Regions from separate parts of the Homo sapiens genome. Here regions 1 and 2 are each linked to region 3. The links are chromatin loops, found by intact Hi-C in ENCODE. Cell type or tissue: GM12878. All regions are shown on one strand. Links, peaks and the distances in the headings refer to the core of each region. The heading gives the core; the rest is flanking DNA.

Region 1 (8,537 bases), core at 2,441-7,440, 840 kb after region 3:
TCTTCTCTTGCAAGTTCTGGCCAACAGGCAGAGCTGAGAAACAGCAGCACAAAGTCATTCAGCCTCCAGATACATCTAAAAGACTTTTACCCCAAAGAACTTTCCATGTTTTGGCCTCCATTCTGACTGCTTTCCAAGGCTAGCAACTACAGCCCTACCTACATACCAATATCTTCTTGCCTGCATAAAAATAGCCATTCATCTGTGGACAGAGCCACCCTAAGTCAGGGTTGGAATCCTAAAGGGCCCACACTTGCTAAAGCCTGAAGTCTTCTGCTCAGCCACACCAGTTAGAAGCCAATGGTAATTAGCACACGTTGCTGATTACCCTGATTTGATCATTACACAATGTATATATGTATCAAGACATCATATTGTACCCCATAACCATGTACAATTATTATGTCAATTTAAAATAAAACTTAAAAAGCCAGTGGTAGAACCCAGCTTCATGGAGTGATGTAGACACCTGCCAGCTACCAAGATTAAAACACATGACCGATCCCAGCTGACCCTAGAGCCCCAACTGCCTTGACTGCAGGAAAAGCCTCTCTACTCTTGGTTTTCCAAATTCCCAATAACAGATATTGGGAATTTAGGGGATCAGTAAATATTACATCTTTCTTTCCCCTGCTTAAATTCTGAACCAACTGAGAAGCATAGGAGTTGGACAGGTGACAACTTAAAAAATCATCTTTTCTGTGAATCTAGCTGTTGGAAATCATCAGGCAAGTGGGTTTGCTAAAATTTCACCACCCTGACATACCCTCCTATAACTGGACTCCCACAAAGGGTCCTGATCCTGTGAAACTTGCTGCTCAAGAGGAACAGAGCAGCGTTCTCTCTGCCCACAGGTAAATACCAAAAAGAGATGCCTAATTTCATCTCCCAGAGCCTCCAAAGAATCATTCTGTGTGAGGACTGATTGAATAGGGGTGAAAAACCGGAAAGTGTTACTACAGTGAGGGTCCCCTCACATAGAAACATCAGGAGCACAACAAAAGTTCCACCTTAACACCAGGCTGAGGGGCCATGTCCACCAGGAAAGCATAAGCTACCTCATGAGAACAAGGATGAGAAACACAGAAACTGGTTGGACAAGATGTTATTAATGATATAAACATCCCTAATAGTATGATAGAAATTAACTGGGAGGAAGGATGGATTTGGGGTATTATTGATAATAATGTCTACCAAGTGCTCAGCACATGCCAGGAATTCTAAGTATATTCATTAGCTCAGATGTACCTGACCACAGAGTTTGAGCTCTTAACTATGTTACCATTCTTTGTTGTCTAAAACAGAGTACTATAAAGAAATACTTAATTTGGAGATTAAAGTTTTTTAAATCTCTGAAAATGTGTCCTTTCCTCAGCACATCACACTACCAAGGTGGTTGCCACAGAGCTGTTGTCATGTGAGGGCTCAAGAGGCTTTATTCCCTTGATTTTGGACATTTAGGGATTTTGTGAGATTTATCTGTGGTACTTGTTCATCATACTGAGTTTTGTTATTTCTCTATAAAGAAAGATTTCCAGGGATTTCTACAGCTAAACTCTGCTAATGTTGTCTAGAAGAATAAAAAAAGCAATCCTAAGTGTGTATTGAAATAAACTACAGTACACACACACACACACACATAAATTCCAAACAAAATTAAATTGACATGAAACCATCATGAATTTATAGGTCTTTTCCTAGCTTGAAAATTGAACATAGAAGTGTAGTGTGGTTTCTGAACTTTCTGGCATCCTTTTTCTACCCAAGCCCTAAATGTTGGAGTGTCCCAGGGTAGGTCCTGGGTGCTTACTGTACTCTCTGCAAATACAGGCTTTCCAGAAGATCTCCTGTATCCTAACTTAGCACTCAGGATCAACTGCACACCCTGAACATGCAGTCCCAGCTCTGACCTGTGCTCTGAGCTCTGGGCTCCCTATATCTGCTTGGATGTCTCACAAGCATCTCAAAGTCTGTATGTCCAGAGCAGAATTTTTTATATTATATTTGTTTGTAAACCTGCTTTTTCCCTACTTATACAGTTTGCATATTTGTCCCCTCCAAATCTCATGGTGAAATGTGATCACCAATATTGAAGGTGGGACCTAGTGGGAGGTGTTCATGGGGTGGGTCTCTCATGAATGAGTTGGTACCATTCCCACAGTAATGGATTCACGCAAGATCTGGTTGTGAAAGAGATTGGAACCTCCCTCCTCTCTCTCGGTCCCTCTCTTTCCGTGTGTCATGTCTGTTTCCTCTTCGTCTTTTGCTAGAATTGAAAGCTCCCTGAAGCCTCACCAGAAGCAGATGCTGGTGCCATGCTTCTTGTACAGCCTGCAGAATTATGAGCCAAGTAAACCTCTTTATAAATTACTCAGCTTCAGATATTCCTTGATAGCAATGCAGAATGGACCAACAAACCTAACCAATCAGTTCGGTAAATGAATCACTGTTAACTACATTATTCAAGCAATAAACCAGGACATTATCCTAGGTCATCATCATCCAGTGGAAATTAAGATGAGCCACATATATCATCCTGAAATATGACTACTAGAAAACTACTAGAAAAAATTAAAAACAAATGGAATTAATTTAATAATGTATTTAACCCAACATAGCCAAAATATTGCCATTTCTACACCAATTTTTTTTAATGATATATTTTAAGTCTTTTGCATGCAATGTCTTTGAAATCCAGAATTATTTTATACTCAACAGTATAATCTCATTTCTTAACCAGCCACATTTTAAATGCTTAGTAGCCATTCGGGGCTAATGACTACCATATTGGATGTGGCAATCTTAGATCTAAGCTTCCTGGTTCATTCCTGCAATCAACTCCATCAACATATCATGTTTTCACCCTCTCTTAAATATATATGAGCCATCTGCTTGTCTGTACGTCCTGTATCTTCACCATCTTTCACCCTCTACTGTAGCCTCCCCTAGAGATTCCTCATAGCTCCTCTCATCCCCGCAGCCTGCTCTCCACCCAGCAGCCAGAGTAACCACTTTGAAATATTCTTTTTTTTTTTTTTTTTTTTTTGAGACAGAGTCTCGCTCTGTCACCCAGGCTGGAGTGCAATGGCGCGATCTTGGCTCACTGCAACCTCTGTCTTCCAGGTTCAAGCGATTCTCCCGCCTCAGCCTACTGAGTAGGTGGGATTACAGGCACCCGCCATCATGCCTGGCTAATTTTTGTATTTTTGTACAGATAGGGTTTCACCATGTTGGCCAGGCTGGTCTTGAGCTCCTGACCTCAGGTGATCCACCTGCCTTGGCCTTGAAATATTTATTCTTATAACAACTATTTATTAAATGATTTGTGCCAGGTTCAAATCATACCTCTGGTACTTATGAGCTGAATGACCTTGGGCAACTTGCTGAACCAATCTGTGCTTTAGTTTCCTCATCTGTAAAATGGGAGCAATAATAGTATCTGATTGATATTATTAATAATTGTACCATATGGGCTTGCGATGAGGATTCACTTAGTTAATAGATGTAAAGTGCTTGCTACATAGTAAGGAGTCAGCATAGTGTTTTGTTTTGTTTTTTTAAGACAGAGTCTCTGTTGCCCAGACTGGAGTGCAATAGTGCAACCTCAGGTCCCTGCAACCTCCGCCTCCCAGGTTCAAGCTACCCTCCTGCCTCAGCCTCCCAAGTAGCCAGGACTACAGGCATAAGCCACCATGCCTGGCTAATTTTTGTACTTTTAGTAGAGATGGGGTTTCACCATGTTGGCCAGGCTGGTCTCAAACTCCTGACCTCAGATGATCTGCCCACCTCAGCATCCCAAAGTGCTGGGATTACAGGCGTGAGCCACCACGCCTAGCCGACAGCTGTAGTTTTTAAGTTGCTCTGCTGGTTTGAATTTTGGATACTGACTTCTTTAAGTGAGTTTTACTTCTATTGTGGAAAATATATATTTTTATATTGTGGGAAATATATATTTCTATTGTGGAAAATATATATTTATGTTATATATCATATATAAATATATATATCATATATATCATATATAAATATATATCGTATATATCATATATAAATATATGATATATAAATATATATATCATATATATATCATAAAATTTGCCATTTTTAACCATAGTACAAGTCAGTGGCATTAATTACATTCACAATGTTGCATAACCATCACCACAAAAACAGTTGTTCAAAAACGTTTCCATTACCCCAGACACTCTGTACATGTTAAGCAATAACTCTCCCACGTGCCCCTCCTCCAGCTCCTGATATGGGTTACTGACTTTTTAACCTCTATGATGGTGTCTACGCCTAGTTCCAGAAACATGGAGAGTTGATAAATAAAAAGGAATTTAACATAATGCCTGCTAATACTAAAAGGTGGTGAAAAAAATAAAACCATGAGAAGGGATGGAGGCTGGGGCTGCAATGACAGATGATCAAGAAACACCCCTCTGAGAAGACATTTGCCCAAAGGGAGGAATGAAGCAAAGGAGTTAGCAATGCAAAAGCCCTGCCATGTGCTATTCATGCTGGGAACCCTTTGAATAAAACCAAAGCTCATTCCTTGGCCCCAGGGGCCTCTCGTCAGAGCCCCTGCCTCAGGCCACTCTGTTTCTCCCCACAGTGCTGATAATTCTCCTTTCCTTTGAATGTACCCACTTTGAAGCCTGGATTCATGGGGAAAAAGAAAATCCAATCTTCTCCTCTTTTGTACAGGTTTAATGTGTATTAATATTTTTAAAAATCAGTGTATCAATATTACAAACTTTCAATATTTTACAGTTTATCATAGCGAGAAGCAAGAGCCCAACACCTTTGGACTTAAATTCTGCCTCTGCCTCTTTGTCACTTTTCGAATCCATCCTTCCCCTCTGCTGGCTCTACAGTGACAATGGCTGCAGTTGACTGAGAGCTTTTCATGTTAGTCGTTCTGGCGCTCAGTTTCCTCAGCTGGAAGAGAAATCTAATGCCTGCCTCACGGGTGGTAGTGGCGGTGGTGAAGGGGTCAGAGTGAATACCCAACGCAGATGGAGTCTCACCCTTCATCAGCATCAGCTGCTGTGAATATAACTTACATTTTTTCTAACAGCTATGCTCCTTTTCTTATAAAATAACTTTGGATGTAAAATTAATATCAAATCATACGCATTTTTTTTTTTACACAATGGAGTCTTGCCCTGTCACCCAGGCTGGAGTGCAGTGGCACAGTCTCGGCTCACTGCAACCTCTACCTCCCGGGTTCAAGAGATTCTCCTGCTTCAGCCTCGCGAGTAGCTGGGATTACAGTCCCCACCACCATGCCTGGCTAATTTTTGTATTTCTGGTAGAGATGGGGTTTCACCATGTTGGCCATCGTTGGCCAGGCTGGTCTCAAACTCTTGACCTCAGGTGATCCGCCCGCCTCAGCCTCCCAAGGTGCTGGGATTACAGGCGTCAGCCACCACACCCAGCCAAATCATAAGCATTTTGTTTTAGTTTTGCTCTGTAGAGTTCAGTCTGAAGTTGCACTTTCATTCTTTAAATGCAACAGTTCCATCTAGTGGCCAAATTGGCTAGGGCAGTGTTTTTATACTGAAATTTAAGTATATGTACATATACTTTAAGTATATGTACATACTTTAAGTATATGTACATATACATATGAATAAAATGCAGTAGAAAATATCAGAGTGCATATAAAATGTTTTATGAAATTTGACGGCTACATTTCATAAAATGATTTTACTGAAATATTAAACTATATTCACGTGTGTGCTTGGGCATAATCTGAAATTTTTTTTTTTGACAGTGAGTTATTTTTAAAATATTCAGAAAGTCACTGGTCTAAGAAATTTGGTTTATAGTAAATCAGGGATGAATACTGGAATTACCTGGGGAGCTTTGAAAATACGATTGCTTTGTCCCACCTCCAGAGGTTCTGATTTATTTGGTCTCTAGTGTCACCTGGGCATCATGATGTTTAAAACCTACTCAGGCGATTATCTGTGCAGCTGAGGTTGAGACTTACTGCCTTAAATCCATCAAAAATTAGAGCCAGGAAAGACCTTTGAGATGATCGACTCTCTTAGTTTTGTGCATGAGAGAACTGAGATCCAGAGAGTTTAAATGACTTGCCAAAAGTCATACTGTAATTAGCAGAGAAGCTTCATGAAGGACCTTGACAGATATTTTGGAGCCTGGAAGACGTTCGGTAAATATTTTATTTCATTTTTGGAAGACTTTTAGAAAGGGAAAGGGAGACAAAATGGAGAATATCTAATGTCTGTCTAGTCTGTTTACCAAATCAAGTTATAATTTGCTTTTATATTTCAATAAAGTTGCAGAATTTATCTGTTAAGTGTTCATTTAGAGTTCATTAAAATTAGATTCTGTGTCTCAACACAATCTACCTCACTGATTTTTTTGTTTTTCACCAACATCCAGTTTGGGTGCATTTACCACCTACATCTCAGAGTACAGTTCGATTATTTTACCTGTTTATTTTCCACTCAGAAAATGTGTTTGTGGGTTGGTGATTCCTTGTCTCTTGCTAATAACTAGGAAATCACTTGCGGCTGTTCATCAAAAACTCCACAGCTTGTAAAGGATGATGAATTAAATGACATATCATACTCAAGAACTCTATTACCTGCTGAGAAAGAAAACACATATAGATTTTTAGGATAGAAAGGACATGAACAGATCAGCCAGAATATAATCATATGTGTTACATGTAGACGTGCCTGCAGGCAGCTAGCTGGTCAGATAATGCTCATGCATGAACTGGAGGAAGGAGTGGGTGTATTTTGGTCAGCGGAAGCTTCCAAAAGATGCTTTTTGAGTGAGGAGAAAGGGAGGGATTTAGAGATAAGTAAAGGCTTGAAGGTATAAGGTTAATAATTGTCTTGTTTAAATTAGAATAAAAACCTTTTGTCATGGAAAATGAGAATCTTTGAGAAGATATGCTGGTATGTGGGGAAAGAGAGAAATATTTGGTCAAGATGTATGCATGGGTGAAATGGGTATGTGGGTTTCTCTTACTAGGAGTTTTTAGTGATACAATGTCAGAGTCCCAAAAGACCTTCCAGGTAAAGCCATCCTCATCGTCATCCAGATGAGGAAGCTGAGACATGGAGACCTCGCTGGGTGACCCCATCGGCCCCCACAAGTCCTGTGCCCTCCTGCCCCGCTGTCTTCCCCCAGCTATAAAAGGCTGTTACCAAATTTAAGAGATAATGAAGAATCACTATATTCTGCACATGTCTTCATCAGCTTAAGTATGTTCGTTTAATAAATTAAAACACGGGCTGGGCACGGTGGCTCATGCCTGTCATCCCAGCACTTTGGGAGGCGGAGGGTCGATTACTTGAGATCAGGAGTTTGAGACCAGCCTGGCCAACATGGTGAAACCCTGTCTCTACTAAAAATACAAAAAAATTAGCTGGGCGTGGTGGAGCACCTGTAATCCCAGCTACTTGGGAGGCTGAGGTGGGAGAATTGCTGGAACCTGGGAGGCAGAGGTTGCAGTAAGCCGAGATCGCACCACTGCACTCCAGCCTGGGCAACAGAATGAGACCCTATCTCAAAAAAACATAATTAATTAAAACATGAATAAAGGTAAAAGCAAACTCTTAAATCCGTACACCTGAGAGTGTAGTACAGAGGCTTGAGCCTGATACGCTCCCATCAAAACTGAAGACTAGAACGTGGATGATAAAACATGATCATTGAATAGCTTAAAGCAGACCATTTAGATCCGGGTTTCCCAGCCTCAGCTATACTGACACCTTAGGCCAGATAATTCTCTGCGGCGGGGGCTGCTGTGCACATTGTAGGATATTTAGCAGCATCTCATGGTGTCTACCCACTAGATGCCAATACTAACCCCTCTGCCCCCACCCCAGATTGTGACAGCCCAAAATGTCTCCTGGGGAGCAAAATTCTCCTCCAACCTCTATTGAGAATCACTGGTGTAGATGATGTAAGAATGTTTTGGAGTACAGTTAGCGAAACTAGGATCAAATGAGTGCGAGTGGGCAGGGAGTCACCAGCAGTGGACCTCACTGAACTGTGTTACTCATTTTGCTAGCTTGAGCTTGGCCCTTGCTAATTGCTCCTACAGAGCTCTGCACACTGCAGGGCACTCAATAAATGCCTCTGAGTGAAGACTGACTCAGCAGTTGGCAATTTATTCACCTTAACGTTGTCTCCACCAGTCCCAGTTTTCTGACCCTTCTAGAGTCATCTTAAAACTAGAGGAGCTGATCTCTCTTTTGGAGAATTTCCAAGGACCATGGCAGTCTCTCATTCACCCTAGGATGTCTGTGAATGTTGTGGACGCTTCAGAAATTCTCTTGACCCAAATCTCGGTCTGACATAAAATCATTTCCAGCCACACTCAAGTGAACAGCGCCTGGGAGCAGGCAGTCATTTGGTTCCCTTCTCTGAATGCATTGGCTCTGATCCACGGCGCCTCAGGAAGTGAAAGGGAGCAGGCAGTGAGGCCAAGCCATGAATGTTGGGCCCTTTTCTTAGAAAACAAAGGGTTCACTTTAGGCTAGGAGGAA
Region 2 (8,537 bases), core at 1,241-6,240, 100 kb after region 3:
TATCTTTATATTAGTGGACAGTTTCAGAAAGGCAGTAATGACTTCCAATTAAGAGTTCAGTCTGGCTGGGCATGGTGGCTGACACCTGTAATCCCAGCACTTTGGGAGGCTGAAGAGGGCAGATCACCTGAGGTCAGGAGTTTGATAGCAGCCTGGCCAACATGACAAAACTCCGTCTCTACAAAAAATACACAAAAAGAAAAAAAAAATTAGCCCGGCATGGTGGCAGGTGCCTATAATCCCAGCTACACCGGAGGCTGAGGCAGGAGAATCCCTTGAACCTGGAAGGTGGAGGTTGCAGTGAGCCGAGATCACACCACTGCACTCCAGCCTGGGTGACAGAGTGAGACTCTGTCTCAAAAAAAAAAAAAAAAAAAAAAAATTCAGTCTAAAGCATGCCTGGCTTTAATTTTAAGTCTACTAAAACCTTTTTTGGTTTGCAAATTAAAGTCAAAATTGCCAGTGATGCCGCCCTCTAGCTAGAGAAGGACTCTCAGTATACTTTATCTTCTAGAGTCAAATGCTCTGTAGGGCTTGGCTTCCTCCCATGACTTGTAGCAAATTCACCTGACAATTACCGTGCCAGGAGGAAACAGTTTTACCACATTGTTTGAAGGTTGGCTTTAGATTCTCTTTTATTTTTAAAAAATTTATTTATGTCTTTAATTGACAAATAATAATCGTACGTACAATATGTATGGGGTACAATGTGGTGTTTTGACATATCTGTACAAATGTAGAAAGATGAAATCAAGCTAGTTAACATATTCATCACCTCTCCTCCTTATCATTTTTTTTCATAGTGAGAACATTTAATGTTTGTCTCCACTGTTCCATGCAGTCAATTACCTAATATATCTTTAATTCACTCTAGATAATGCTATCCAAGTTGATGCATCAGATAGCTAAGACCTTTCATTTTAGAGCCACAGTGGGATTTTCAGTGTTCCCAATGTTGGGAGGGAACAGCATGGCTGTCCCATAGCTCATGTTTCCACATGGGAACATGACTTGTACTTTGAGCCATGTTTTGCTTATTGCTTCTCAGGGGAGGAGGAGTCATTTTTCTAATAGGTGTAACACTTTATTGGTGTGGGTCCACTTTTTCTTTCCTCCTTTTGGCTTGTGTACATATATGTACATGCATGTGTGTAAGACCACAGTTATTTGCATCAAGGTGCACTGTAGTTTGCTGTCTCCGAAGGTGGTAGCATTATTGGAATAGGCTATACCTATGTGGCAGAGTCTTGAATCTATTTTTTGGCGGGGGGCAGGGATGTGGAAGCTACATTGCCATTTATAAATAGAGCAATTGTATAATTATATGGTAAATCTTGGCAATAATTTGGCATGTTTATCTTTAACTGCTGAACCCTTCTGTTTTTTAAATAGTTCAGAATTCAGACATAGAACAAACAAGAGTTTTATTTAGTAGGTCCTTGAAGAGTCAAACATTAGGACATAGGCTGGAAACTGAGAAAGGCCAAGGTGTAGACTTTGAGGCCCAAATAATTGGCACAACCTGGGGTTGTAGCTTTAGGAATTAGCTTAAGTAAGATCAGTATTGAGCAGTTTTAACCTTATCAATTTGCAATGGCCCTGTTGTCTCAGGTGGCTAATTTTACAGTTGTGAAAATGTATAATTGTACAGTTACGAAAATGATTTCTAACTTGTACCACCTGGAGAGACAGGTACACATTAGAATCTGGTAAATAAGGTTTATGTGACTTTTGAAATTAGCAGAGCCCTGCAGCTTTTGACAGTGTCGATCACAGGCTGAAGGTTGACGTATGTGGTATGGGCCTCAGCACTTTCAGGCACCAGGCACAGAACTTGATAGGCCTGGGAATCAGGGGTCTTGATGTGCAGTCTCTGCAGTGTAACCTTGACCTCTATAGGCACCTATGCTGCAGGCACAGCAGCTTCAAGGATTATTAACAATAAGACTCTTGTAGTCCCAGGAAAAGCTTATTTTGAAACAAGTACAGTCTCAATTACTGCTTTTGTTGGGTTTTTGGCCACGTATGCAGGTCAGGAGACTGAGAGTTTAAACTGCAAAGGTGCCTGACATCTATAAGTGTTACAGGGCATTAGAAGTTGAGGCTTGTACCAGATAGAGGTAAATGATGCTAGACCAGCTGCTCGAAGTTTTGCTTCTTTTCCATGTTGTTTTTACCTACCTCCAGGACCAAGAGAAGGAACTGTGATTTTCTCCACAGGTTCCTAAGGGCAATGCTGAAGCAGATAGCCTCAAAGTTGTCCATTACACTCAAATCTTATCATCCTTTTAGATTTCAGTGGCTGGAGATTAAGACTTTTACCCACAGAAGGGTAGTAGCTTTTAATAATTAATAAATAATGAATGGATAATCTAATTATTAAGAGAATATACAAATTGCTCAGAATGAAGGAAAGAAATAACTCAATAAAATTGTTACAAGTGCAGAAGTTAAGAAGACAATTTAATAGGCCCATATCTCTAGGAATCAGATCTGCATAGAAAAGCAACGAGAAGCTGCAGCATTGGGAAAATACATTTCATTGTCAGATGAAATGGGAGCAGTGGAAGAATGTAAGTACAATAAAGGCAGGTAGTCTGGCTAAGCTGGAAGAAAGATATTCCTCAGGAAATGTTGACATTATAGAGAACAGACAAAAAAAAGAAAGGAAGTGGAAAATGAGAACTTGAACATCTATATACCCAGAAAAAAGTTGTGCCAGATTTTTTCTTATCTCTCTCAAATTGATTCAGCACTCAGGCTTGGAGGTAAAGAAAGTTATAGTTTATTGCATAGCCTGCCTTCTCACATCTAAACATCAGTTCAGCTATCAAGTTATTTTTTTCAAATGTAGACATCCTTGTTTTCTCTGCACAAAATCCTCAGTATGAAATTTGTAGCCTTTCCTAATCCAGGCCCAGCCTGCTGTCCTAATATCTCCTCATTTGTTTATTTATTCAATAGTATTTATTTGGAACATAGTAGCTGCCAGGCACTCTGCTAGCAAGTGAAATGCAATGGTTAACAACATATGTAGTTTCCCACAACATAGGCTTACTAACTAGATGGAAATGCAAGTATTGCAGACCATTTCCAAAATTGGTTTTTAGTTGAAATTTTAATGACAGTAAAGGAGACATACAATGGTCCTGAGGTCATATAACCAAGGGACTTAGCCAAGTCTTCACTGTCAAGGAGACGTGCCGTGAGAAGGTTAGGCTTAACTTTAAAAGTGAGTAGGTATTAGCTTGGATGGTAGAAAGATAGTGGCTTTGGAGGTGGAAGAAGTGAGATCATTCGAGCAGAAGGGAAAAGCATGTGAGAAGTTCTTAAGGTAGTCAGGAGCAGGCATAGGCCACTTGACAAAGAGAACTGTGCTTACTCTGGTGCAGTTAAGGCCCAAGATAATCCTCAAGGGTTGCCAAGTCAGGATGAAAGTGAACAAGAGGAAGCTGAGTCATCTGTGCAGAGTCAGGTGAAAAGGTGATGATTAGTGATGAGACCACGTGGGTTCTGTACCAACAGAAATCAAGACATGAGGTGGTTTAAAGCAGGTTATGAAGATTCCTAATGTAGACGGAAATAAGAGATGAGCCTAAAAGTTTTAACAGGAGCCAGATCCTATAGGTGCACTGGGACATTTTAAAGCTTGTGGTCTCCATTGAGAGTAACTGGAAATCATTGAAGATGTCTAAGGTAGGGAAGGACAGAATCATACTTGTATTTGAAAAAGATCACCATGGCTCTTCAGAGAAGAGCAAGCAGAGACTGTTACTCTCATTCACCATCTCCTGAATGTGCCTCATGCCTGATCATACCCACGTAACTACTCACCGTTCCTACTATTGAAGTATGTTGCCCTTACCAATCCCTTTTCCTACCTCAACATATCCAACTTATCAAAATCCCAGGTGTCCTTAATTGCTCAACAAAAATTCTGCCTGCTTCATAAATCTAACCATCAGTTCACAGATGGTTCTGAGAGTTCATTTTCTCCTCTAGCGATTAATTCCTCTTACTTTCACCTGATTCGTTTACAGTTAGAACATTTTACAAAGTATGACTGCTTTGTCATACTTTGGATAGTCTACCTTTTTATTCTGTTTTAGATACAAGCATTTTCCCACTGTCAACATTTTGAGGACATTTGTCACATCTTATCATCTCTATGTATCTACCCTTCTAGCATTTAGAATAATGACTTAGACATAGCAGATGGTATTTTTTTTATTGTAGCAATCTATCACACAGAGATTCTTAATGCATGATTTTGAAGGAGGTTGGGGCACTTAACAGAGAAATCCAGATGCGGAGTTCAGCAAAGAACCCGAACTGGTTTCTGCAGTGATCATCTCATTATTCCCTTGTTGGGCTGCCAATATCACCTGATCCACATTTTAAGACCTGGTTTCTAGATATTTCTTTTCAATTATTGTTTGCCTCTCTCATTAAGAAATAAATGCAAGATTTTAAATGTTTCACTGCCGGAGTTAATAGATGCTATTTGTATATTTGACGGATGTGATTAATAAGATCCATTAGAACAAAAAGAATATAAATAATTGCTTTGAGAAATAGAAAATGCTAATTGCTAGAGACAATCAAGGAGCATCCTTGTGCTTGAATAGGCAGCACCAAACTATGTAATTGCTTACTGCCCTCCCTTTGTGTTTTTACAGGAGTGAGAACTGGTGTTTAATTGTTATTCCATAGTTTCATTTGTACCATACACCTGCTGCTTTTGAATATAATAATTAAATCATTCAGTTTACAATTCCACATCATCTTTAAAAAATTATAACTGTTTAATTAAAAAGAATAAAAGTGACAGCTTGCAAAGTATCATTTTGCATTGTATTGTTTAGTCACTGGTATATCTCAGCTATCACATGCGAGAAACATCTCATTTCCCTTAACCACTGCTCAGAAGGACAGCCTCTTTAGGTACTCATGTCTTTTCCTCCAAACTATTTTATCTGACACCAAACATAGGTTTCAAGTTTCCAAGTAAAGTATGACATCTCTCTAGGTTTGTTGACATGTTTCCAATCCTGTGGGTGTCTCCCAAGCAACAGAATTTTAGGAGGACTAAACATAGTACATGAAAAACAGATGGAAATTGAGATGTTGATCAAGTGAACAGTAAAAGTATAAATCAGAAGAAGGACAGGCTTTACCTAGATGCTTGTAACCTAGTGATACTGCAAGAAGCTAGTAGGAAAATCAACAGCAGATATACTAGCCTCTAACAGGCAGAGCTAGAGGTGAGCTATAAGTTTGAGCCTGATGTGATAGGCAAAATATTACTCCCCATACCCTAGAAAACAGCCATTTCAAATTCCTGGAACCTATCAATATGTTGTTACATGACATAGGAGAATTAAAGTTGCTAATCAGCTGACTTTAAAGAGGAAAACTATCCTACATTATCTAGGTGGGCCAAAGTAATAACAAGGGTCCTTAAAAGTCTTTAAAAGTGGGAGAGGGCAGCAGAAGAGGTCAGTGGGAGCTGTGACTACAGAAAGGCAGCCAGAGAGAAATGCAACATTGGTGTCTTTTATGCTGGGAGTAGGGGTCCAAGAGCTAAGGTAGGCTGGTGGCCTCTAGAAGCTGGAAGAGGCAAAGAAATAGATTCTACCCTAAAACTTTCAGAAGGAAATGCAGGCTTGCCAGCATCTTAATTTTAGGCCAGTGGGATCCAACTGTGGCTTCTGACCTCCAGGATTATGAGATAAGTTTGTGCTGTTTGGAGCCACGAAGTTTGTAATAATTTGTTACAGCGGCGATACAGAACTAATAAAACCAGCATTGTCTGTTTCTGTCACTGTTGTGGGGCTTGGAACCCAAGAGGTAAGGAGTAAGAAGATGAGTCACTGTATCTGTGCAGAGCCAGGTGAGAAGATGGACCTATACTAGAAGGTCCAGGAGGTTCTAAACAGAGGGGACTGATACTTGCAGTGGTTTGAGCTGACACAAAAATATAAGTCAGGAATGCTTCCTTGACGCAGGGACCTCTATGCAGTTAACACCATCCCTTCTTTAAGATTCTCTCCTGAAATAGAGGAAAGCCAGTATTTGCCCGAAGCATCTGAATGGAAGGTCCTCACACATGTGGGTGAGTATCTGAGATCAAAGGACATTTCTCACAACTCACTGCTCTCAGCCATTCCCTTTATATATACCAGACACTGTCCGTGGCTAATGAGCTACTGATATTCCAGCACCTCCTCTATGTCATACATCAGTCCTCATCCTGAAGACTGTGGCAGGTTGCTCTGGTATAAGGTGATAATGCAGAGTCTCAAGGAGCTAGAAATAGCCTGAAATAGTGAGCAGTGAGATAGTGAGACTGGATTCAGCAGATCATAGCACTGACACACACCATAACCTCAAGTGTCCCCAGGTAGCAGTCTCTGTATCCTTGGACAATTGTATATGTATGATGGGGTGAAATCAGGCTACACATCCCACTCAGAATTTCTTCTAGAGAATCTATTGTTCCTAGAAGTTCTTCCAGGTGCTCTGTGGTTCTCCCAGATACTGGCCTTTAGTTGTAGAATGGAGATGAAAACTAGAGTTGAAGGGAGTCTTTCATTTGGAACATCATGCTCCATTATAAGAAATCCTAGCCATGAATTGAAAAGTGTATCAGTTATGCTGTGGCAAGAGATGTAATAGTAGAGAGACTCTTCTATTATACAAAAATGCAATTTCATTAGGCCATCATCAGGGGACAAGTAGACATGGTCCAGGAGAGAGGTGGCCATGAACCTGAAAAGCATAGATTATAACCATCTGAAATGATGATACAAACAAGTCTCTGCAGTTGGATATCTGTGTGCTTGGAAGTCCAAGGAAGCTGCTTTCTCACTTTGTACACACACACACACACACACACACACACACACACACACACACAAGGTATCTATATATGAAGGCAAGATAACATTACATGTAATATTCCAATGAGTGTGTTCACACTAAACATGGAAGTAACTGTGAAAAACAGTAATATCTGGGACTCAGGGTATAACAGACCTTTGGGTCACTGTGTTAGGCTGTTCTTGCATCACTATAAATACCTGAGCCTGAGTAATTTATAAAGAACAGAGGCTTAATTGGCTCAAGGTTCTGCATGCTGCACAAAAAGCATGGCGCTATTATCTGACTAGCTTCTGAGGTGGACTCAGGGAGCTTTTATTCATAGTGGACAGTGAAGCAGGAGCAGGCATCTCACACGTCGAGAGCTGGAGCAAGAGTTGGTTGGGGGAAGGTGCCATACACTTGTAAACAACCAGATCTCATTAGAACTCACTCATTATCACAAAGGCAGCACCAAGCCATGAGGGATCCACTTCCACAACCCAGGCCCCACCTCCAACACTGGAGATTATATTTCAACATGAGATTTGGACAGGACAAATAAATATCTAAACCATACCAAGGCTTGTGTACCAGATCCAGATTTGTGCATTGGACTACAAAATTTTATTTATATAGCATTCTGTGTTTGAATGGAGAAATGTAGGCAGCCAAAATGTTATGCATTACAGGTTAAAGTGAGGGTTTTTAAAAAATTATTATTATCATTGAGCTAATTTTTTTAAAAATTGACAGTCTTATATCTAAAGTCTAGGATGCAGTTGAATTCTGCTTTGCCTATCACCTTTCCAAATCATGAGATTCCCAAGGGAAGTAGACACCTAAGATACATAGAGAATGGAAGGTAAATCAACCCTTTAGTGTTAGCTGAGTCTCCTGTAGTATTTGCCATGGCAGAACTCTGATAAAGCTTGATTAGAAGGCTTAGTTCAATTTTGAGACCTAAGTCAAAAGTTTAATCATCAAATATTATTATTTTCTGGCCAGCCATATTGTATAGAAACAAGAAACAATGATCATTTTCTGAAACAATGATCATTCTGAAACAAAGTATGGCTAGGCCCCAAAAGGGTCTTGGCTCTAGATCAGTTTAAATTTCAGCACATGAAAGAAAGAATAAGAAACAGAAGTTAGGCTTCTAAGTTGGCTGAATAGAAACAGTTCTGGTCTGCAGCTCCCAGCAAGATTGGCACAGAAGACAAGTGATTTCTGCATTTCCAACGGAGGTACCTGGTTCTTCTCACTGGGACTGGTTGGACAGTGGGTGCAGCCCATGGAGGGTGAGCTGAAGCAGGGCAGGGCATCACCTCACCCAGGAAGTGCAAGGGCTTGGGGGATTTCCCTTTTCTGGCCAAGGGAAGCTGGACAGACTGTACCTGGAAAAATGGTACACTACTGCCCAAATACTGTGCTTTCCCCATGGTCTTAGCAACTGGCAGACCAGGAGATTCCCTACCCGTGCCTGGCTCAGTGGGTCCCACACCCACGGAGCCTTGCTCACTGCTAGCGCAGCAGTCTGAGGTCAACCTGTGAGGCTGCAGCCTGGTGTGGGGAGAGGTGTCCACCATTGCTGAGGCTGGAGTAAATAAACAAAGCTGCCGGGAAGCTCGAACTGGGTGGAGACCACTGCAGCTCAGCAAGGCCTACAGCCTCTA
Region 3 (8,537 bases), core at 1,583-6,582:
CTATAGCACTAATGCAACTTTTAATATCATTTTAAATTACTGAAGACAAAATATGATTAATCCTGATACTACTAAATCCCTTGCTTTTCATGATGAAAAAGTGGTATTAGTTTGTCTTCCCAATGAGGGTTAAAACACATTGACAGTAGATTTTGTCTCTTATCTTTTATTTGTATTTTCTCTGTAGCTTACACAGTGCATAGTGAATAGTGGATTCTAATTACAGCTTGTATTAGTTCGTTTTCACACTATAAAGAGTTTCCTGAGACTGGATAATTTATAAAGGAAAGAGGTTTAATTGACTCACAGTTGCATATAGCTGGAAAGGCCTCAGGAAACTTACAACTATGGTGGAAGGGGAAACAGGTACATCTTACATGGTGACAAGTGAGACAGAGAGTGAATGTGTGTAGGAGGAACTGTCAAATGCTTATAAAACCATCAGATCTCATGATAACTCACTCACTATCAAGAGAACAGCATAGGGAAAATCACCCCCATGATCCAGTCACCTCCCACCAGGTCCCGCCCTCAATATATAGAGATTATGGGAATTATAATTTAAGATGAGAAATGGGTAGGAACACAAAGCCTAACCATATTACAGCTTTACAAATTTTTCAACACTTTTGATTATCTAGCTTTATGGCAACCTGTACTCTCCTTGTCCTATTTTGAGAATTCATTTCATTCTAAATTATCTTTTTTGTTGTCAAACTCATTTCCTTCAATAATGAACTTAATGTTTATCTTGCCTGTTGGGGTTTTTGTTAAGAAAATGAAAACTAAATGCTTTCTTTGTCAACACTAGAAATGCTGGTTATAAAGCAAGATAGTGTAAAATTTAAGTGCAGTAAGAGAAATAAGAGAAAGAGTAAGAACCTCACGTTATACATGTTTAATTTGTTTCTCAAAACAAAATTTTTAAAATTTCTTTTTGGATGTATCTGTGGAGGTATTTTGTATCCATCAAGCCAACTCTAGTGTGCTGATATTATTTTGTGGTCTTTATTCTGAATGAACTGAAAGCCTGAAAGCCTAGATGGTGAGTGAGATAAATAGAAGGTGATAGAAATTTTCAGAAATAAAGACCTGAATATCCCTTCCCCTATAAACACAGAATTTATTATGTGATTCAATCATCACTTGTTCACTTTTGAAATAATGAGTATTAAATATTTCTTATTCTTCCAATTTTGATGTTTATATTTAGCATTTTTAATATAGATATGACACAACACTACTTTTCTGTGACCCATCTAATGGAATGGTGTCTGTGAAGCACACAAAATTCAATTTTTATGGCTCTTTTCCTTCCTATATATGATAAATGGAAGAGTGCAAAGCTACTTGCTATAAGTTAAGTCTAATTTTTCCTCTCCTGTATATATTATGTCAAAATCTATGCTATTTCGCCAGTGACAGCTAATGTTAGTTATGTCTTCTCTTAGGTTTCCCAAGTTCTGAAAACAGTGCACAACCAGAAAAGTCATTTACTTCCTTCAGCAAAATGGTTGGGAATCTTTCAGTTACTCTATTCTCAACTGTATAAAATTTGTTTCTATCATTTCAGGAAAACCATATTGCTCAACAGTCAGAAATAAGGAATAGTTTTGAGGTAAAAAGAAATGTCTTCGTGTTCTGCCTTCTTTAAAAATTTATTCTCTCTGTAAAATAGGTAAAGCATGTAGAAATCTTAAATGCTCCCAATGGTCAAATTATTTTTTAACAGCATACTATTTATTTATATTGTCATGGTTGAAATTATAAGAGTAAGGCACAATTTCTATTTCTGATCTAGTTTTCCATTCGCTTTACCCAGTAACTATTATATTTAATTTTAAAGATCTTCCAGAGTTTATCTGGCTCAAGTTTTATTTTATTTAAATGCTTTCCTAAACTTGTCAAGATTACTGAGTGTGGCCATGTTGCTATAGAGTATAAGTATTATGTGTAGTCAGTATTTACAAGGTATTTATTTTAGTTATTTCTTGACTAACTTCAGGGTTGGGAATAATAATGAAATATCATTATCTCTTCTAAACAAATTAATGCTACTTGAGCTCAACATGACAAATTTTCTAATCCAAATAAGTTATCCTCTTTCAGAGCCCTGAGCCCAGGTAGCTTTTACTTTAATTTTATGGGTGAATTTGCAGTCTAATTAATTTTCTAGTATCTTTTAAAAGAGGCCTGTGGCCAGGTAATGACAAGGACAGATTTCCCTTCCACTGTGTTCCATGGATACCAGGATATAGATGACTCTATCAGCAAATGCAGCTTGGCAATAAAGTATCATGAATCAATCCTAACAGTGACTCATCTTTCTTGACATCCTCTTCAATGGCAATCCCGCCTGCGAGAAGAAGCTCTTGCTTTTTTCTGAATACTGATACATGTGGTCAGAATATTAGAGAAGGAAGGATGGTCTAGAAGCAATAAAACAAAATTCTAGTTTCACTCTTACTGCAATTCCAAAAAAGCAATTATATTTTAGCAATAGTAAAGCCCGTGAAATCTCTATCACATTATAATTTTTCCCTCACTTTTAGAGCCATATTTTACCTTGCTATGTGACCAAGAGATTTTTTAACCCTAAGTCTAATCTTGAGATTTCTATTTCATTTTCATTTTATTTCTATAAGTCATACTTTCAGAGGCAAGGCTCCTTCAGTGTAATTGATATGCCTGTCTTACAAGAGCTTAACGTTAGGGGAATAACTTTCCCCTTCCTTTTCGAACATACCTAGTGATAACAATACTCAAAACTAATGTTCGAATACAGCTTTAAAACATATCTTAAGCAACAAAAATATTTGTTCATGCAACCAACAAAGATTATTTTCTCCACTATTCTAGTTGAATTTGTATCTATTTAATAGGAAACGCAGAACTATCATGTGACCAAAGACTGAGTTAGTTTCTCTCACATAGTTTCTTTCATTTTGGGTTACTTCCTCTATATTTCAAAAAAAAAGTACGAGGCTTGGGGTAGTTACAGGACACAAGTTTGTGTTGCTAGAAAATACGGGGCAAAACTGTGAGCCCCAAAATGCTGACTCCACATTTAATGCCATTTTTATTAAGCCCCATTAGTAATAAAAAATAATATTAATGATATTTATGAAGTACTCACTCTGAAATTGTAGATGTGCAGGACACTATAGGCTTTATTTCATTTAATCTTAACAACACTATGACATAAATATTAGAATTGTTCCCACTCTACAGATGAAGAGATTAAAATAAAGGATAAAATAATAAAAATGGCATTGCTTCCTGAGCTAGAATGTATTCAAGTGGCGAGTTCCAGAGTGCCCACAGCTAACCACTTAGCTGTACTGTTCCCAAACACTTCACTTGAAAAAGAAAGGAAGTACCATGTAGAACTTTCTCATATCATAAGTATTTTGCACCAAATTGTACATTACATTCCTCAAATAATTCACAGAATCACTCATCAAAGATAAGTTCTATCTTTCAGGAGCTTCATGTGCACATGTAAATTCAAATCTACCTTTGCATCCACACAATTATTTTTTTAAAAGTAAGAATGAATGCTAGTGTCTTAGTCCATCCAGGATGCTATAAAAAGCACTATGAACTAGGTGGCTTATAAACAACAGAAACTCATTTCCCAGAGTTCTGAAGCCTGGGAAGTTCAAAGTCAAAGTGCTAGTAGAGGTGATGTCTGGTGAGGACCGTATTCTAGGCTGCAGACTGACAACTTTTCATTGCATTCTCACATGGCAGAAAGATGGTGAGAGACCTCTCTGGGGTTCCTTTTATAAGAGCATGAATCTCACTCATGAGAGCTCCACCCTCATGACTTTATCATCTTTCAAAGGCCCCCACCTCCTAATACCATAATATTGGTGAATAAGTTTTAATATATGGATTTCAGAGAGTGGTGGAGAGAAACATTCAGATTGTAGCAGGTAGTAAAGACAATGGGAAAAAGATAGAAGACAGAGATAAATGAAGAACCAGCTCAGCCCCTCTTATTCCCAGACCAAACTGAGGGTCAGGCTGCTCTTTCCTGTGGCCCAATAACTGGATGCAGATGAACTGGGGAGGAAGAGAGTTTTTATTTCTGTAACCAGTTACAGGGAGAAGGCCTGAAAATTATTGCCAGGCCAACTCAAAATTACAAAGTTTCCCAGAGCTCATATAACCTTCTAAGCTGTATGTCTATGTGTAAGTGTGGATTCACCTAAAGACATATGGGATTAACTTCTTTTAATCTATAACTAAGGTCTGAGTCCTGAAGACCCTCCTCTGGAGCCTCAGTAAATTTACTTAATCTAAAGGGGCCCAGGTGCTGGGGTGATTATCTTGTCTCCTGCTAAATCACGGAGGTTTGGGGAGTTCTTTCAGGCTTACAACAAACTTGTTTTTGGAGGCCTGGGGAGTTTCTTCAGACCCACAATAAAACTTGTTTAATCCTAAATGGGTCCTGTTAAGAATTCCTTCTTTATTTTTTCATGCTTTAAGGCCAAGGAAAAGCTTAGGCAAAACTCTTGGTGGGCTCTTTGTTACATTCCAGCCTTTGTATAAGGGCACTGGCTTTTAGTATTTAACTTAACCACTTAGTCAGTACTGAAAGAGTTGTTATGCGTTAGTGAAACCTGGCCTGCCACGCTCTCTTCTCTTTCACAGTGAGTTGAACCAAGGTGATGATTTATAAAGGTATGTGGGAAGTCCCAACATGCTTATGAACATGCTGTTAAAAATGTTCATTTCTGGGAATTGAACCTCAAAGTCCTGATTAAACTTTTTAGCTTATTTCCTAAAGTCCAGTGTGCCGCAAGGCTTTGTAGAGGTTGTATTTGAACAAAGTCTAAGATGGGCTAGGGAGATAACCAGGATGAAAGAAAAATGAAGCTTTGCTCTCTTTCCTTTTTCTTAGTTGGGGACAGGTAATTTTGTAAGAAAAGACATGTTTGAAAGATGAATGAGTCATTTTGCGGGTGATATTGGCAAGAACATTTAGCTTCCTGTGACCACATAGCAATGTTCTTAAAACAGGTTTTGATGTTCAGAGATGAAAGTACCTAACATAGAAAGAGGCATGAATATTCTTGAAAAGAGCTCATATTAACACTAAGTATGTTATCAGGATTATTTTACAAATGATCAAGGCTGCAGTTCCCACTTCCCATATTTCAGTTCATTCCCTGCCAGCATTCTTTGAATTAATTGATACTATCATATTCTATCAATTCTAAGACACTTGAGTTTTCCACATATTACCATCTCGAAAATAGAAATGCATTTTGTAGTTGGCATCATGTGATTGTAAATTGGCAGTTGTTTTTTTTCCTTCCTTTTTCAGGGAAACAAAATAATGAAGTCTCATAATCAGTGCTATCTTCAGATTAATGACATTCTCTATTCAGGAGGTAAAAGGAGACAGTGCTGTTTTTTTGTGTTATTTCTATAAACACAATAACTTATATTGTATGATTCAGAGGGCACTAAACAACTGATTGTAATCTCTGATTATCACACATGACGCCTGACATTCCAAGACTAGTAACCGATTCTTTAAAAGTAAATATTGTTTATTCCTAAAGCTTTAACTCTGAATACTATCTCGTTTGGCAATACTTTGGACTAATCTCTAGGATCCAGAAATCCATGGTTATAATTCACAGTTTCATAAACCTAAAATTGTGTGTGTTAACACTTTTGTGTGTGTATGTGTATATAGCAGATACTTTTAATTCCCTGCCCATATCCTCTTGGCATTAATTTTCACACACACCTGATTGTTTACATGAAAAACTGCAAATTTTTTGAGGGTTTTTTAATATTATGTGTGCACATTTTACTTGCACCTAAAGCAAGCCACAAGTGCTTGGGAGATAATGATCATAGAAGCAGCCTTTGAAAATTATGGAAGGGGCATTGGTAGATAAATATTTCCATTTCTGTGCTCTTGGTTGGGATACCTCTGAGGAATATCGTATACTATCTCCAGATTTCCTCAGTAGGATTGAGTTCTGATTGTCCACAATGATAGCTGGCTTTATCATGAAATTTTATTGGCTTATTTTCTTTACCTCTCTTATTTCCACACTCCTGTGCCAAATTAACTATTTGCCCTTGAATCCTAATAGTTTATACACATATTGTCTCTCTGTGTGTCTGTGTGTGTGCATGCACATTTTTTTAGAGAAAATGTGCTGTTTAATCAAATATGTTTGATTAAGAACAACTATCTTATTATGAATTTGTTAGCTCTTTTAAAAATAGGATCTGATTCTGAAAAGAGAGCTGTGAAAGAATTAGCCCAGCATGCTCCTTGTATGCCTCCATGGAACCTTGGAACCACAATTTACCTTTGACCAACTTCTGGTAATCTGGGCCTCAGAAGACTCTTTATGTTGACGATTGATGATTCTGTTGTATACACCTGGAGAATAGACTATGCCATGTGAGCTTCTCAAGCTTAACATCAAGATTGATGATGTGTACCTAGTTTTATTGTTGGGTTCCTGAGTTGTTGTTACCATGGCTGGTTGTGCAGCAGGAGGTATCTACACGAAGAGCCTACATAAAAGCCTTCTCTTGGCAGATTCTCCTTTTATATGTCCTTGTAGTTCACATCAAAAGAAAAGCACATCCTATATAATGAGGACTAGGAATCGTGTATTTGTCCTCTCTAAACTCTGCCTAATGCCTGCCTTCCTATTGTTCTTGCTCTGTACCCTTTTGCTCTAATGAAACTTGGCTATGAGTACAACCTCTGTTGCATCTTATGAGTCCTAGAGAGTAAACCTACTTGAGAATGTTCTTGAGACCTCTGAAACAAGCACCAAGTAAATTTTGGTAGGAATGCAGAGAGCAGAAATGTTTACTCCTAGGACACCTTCTAGGGAAAGGCGTGCCAAATTGACGGTTTCACATTTGGGGTAGATGGAGGAAATCTGGAAGGCTGGTGAGTAATTCTGGGCTATTGAATTCTCTCCAAAGAAGAGCCTGTAGAAGACTATTATACACAACTTCACTGCCTGCACAAATCCTGCTTAAGATTCACATTTAGAATAAAGAGCAAAGAAAAGTGTCTCTTGTTATTCAATTATAGAAGAGATTGGTTAGCTCCTTTGTCATCAACATGTGGAAGACTAAACTGGTCACTAGAGAAAGTGTTCATCAATCTGTTTAGCCTGTAAACCTCAACTTTGAATACGGAAGTCAGAAATGGCAGGAATCTCTGCTGTTCTTATTTGGGAAATAGAAAGTTGCAATAAGTTTGGACAGAATTTAAATAGAGTGATGCAAACTAATAAAAGAATGTACTAAGTCGGGGCCTACCTTGCAGCAGAACTGGCAGACAGGAAAGCCACATGCTCAAGAGTATAAAAAGCATGTAATTCAGACGATGTCTTTTAACCTCCTCAGTATTTAAAGGCCCTAATAGAGGATTTTCTGCAGGTCAAATAAACTAGATAAATAATATTAGGCTGGTGCAAAAGTAATTGCAGTTTCTGCTATCGCATAATGTCAAGAAACACAATTACTTTTGCACCCATCTAATACAACAACTACATACTAATATATAAGAGCAGGTCTGCTATACTGGGTTTCTAAATGAAATCATTTTCAAATAAACTTTATTTTTCTATTTTTCTAGAGCTTACTAAACTTGTGGAGTACAGAATCATGAATTTGGACCCACCATTTTATGTTCAAGTCAGTGTATGCCACAAGAACAGTAGGAAATACTTGAGCAAGATAGCATTTACTTTGTTGAAATCACTAATGGCTCTTCTTCAGACAAAAAAAACAAACAAACAAAACCCTTGATGGCAAGTGCTATACATAGTGACAGTTCACCTCATTTTACTACTCCTCTGTTTCCTAAAATTTAATTCTCAGAACATTCAAATTACACTTGTCAGAATTTGCTCACCATATTGACAAAAGTAAAAACAAAAAGAAAATAACAAAAGGATTAATTTACTTTAAAAGAAAAAGTAGATTACAGTAGTCCTCGCTTATCCACAGTTTTGCTTTCTGTGGTTTCAGTTATCCAAGGTCAACCACTGTGTAGAAACATAACACACAATAAAACATTTTGAGAATGCAAGTGAGAGGGAGAGTGAGGAGAACATTCTCCTAACTTGTATTACAGTATATTGTAATAATTGTTCCATTTGTGAATGGAAAATGAATCTTGGAGCCCCCAAATCACTAAGCTGAAGGGAAAAGTCAAGCTGAGAACTGCTTAAGGTGAACCCGTCTCCCATTCTATTCAAAGTCACCCCTTTGATCACTGAGATAAACGCATATATGATTTCTCTTTTTTTTTTTTTTTTGGAGAGGCTAATCAGGAACTCAAAAGAATGCAACCATTTGTCTCTTATTCACCTATGACCTGGAAACCCCCTCCCCACTTCGAGTCTTCCTGTCCTTGGCCTTTGCTTCGAGTTGTCCTCCCTTTCCAGACTGAACCAATGTTCATCTTGCATATGTTGATTGATGGCTCATGTCTCCCTAGAAAGTGTAAAACCAAACGTGCTCTGACCACC

Evidence for each region. Peaks named below come from ENCODE experiments on the same cell type or tissue, not always from the same donor. Only the 100,000 strongest peaks of a DNase experiment are listed, where the experiment ranks them.
Region 1: a loop joins it to region 3, with 2.7 times the contacts of the local background. A loop is called at or near these places in 1 of 110 quality-filtered maps.
Region 2: a loop joins it to region 3, with 2.1 times the contacts of the local background. A loop is called at or near these places in 1 of 110 quality-filtered maps.

Annotation. Positions count from the first base shown.
Region 1 is chr4:37,384,647-37,393,183 of GRCh38, forward strand. The region is part of intron 3 of NWD2 (NACHT and WD repeat domain containing 2); the gene reads left to right. Among named protein-coding and RNA genes, the nearest start is that of PGCKA1, 65 kb to the right of the region's middle. RefSeq lists an enhancer at 5,357-5,406 and a silencer at 8,385-8,434. In GM12878, for the core only: a CTCF peak has its summit at 5,530 (motif pointing left); a DNase peak (open chromatin) is centred at 5,528.
Region 2 is chr4:36,648,012-36,656,548 of GRCh38, forward strand. No RefSeq gene overlaps it. Among named protein-coding and RNA genes, the nearest start is that of LINC02505, 10 kb to the left of the region's middle. RefSeq lists an enhancer at 3,358-3,427. In GM12878, for the core only: no CTCF peak of the experiment used is centred there; a DNase peak (open chromatin) is centred at 3,410; H3K27ac peaks cover 972 bases.
Region 3 is chr4:36,547,137-36,555,673 of GRCh38, forward strand. All of the region lies in intron 3 of LINC02505 (long intergenic non-protein coding RNA 2505), which reads right to left. Among named protein-coding and RNA genes, the nearest start is that of LINC02505, 90 kb to the right of the region's middle. In GM12878, for the core only: no CTCF peak of the experiment used is centred there; a DNase peak (open chromatin) is centred at 4,695; H3K27ac peaks cover 2,054 bases.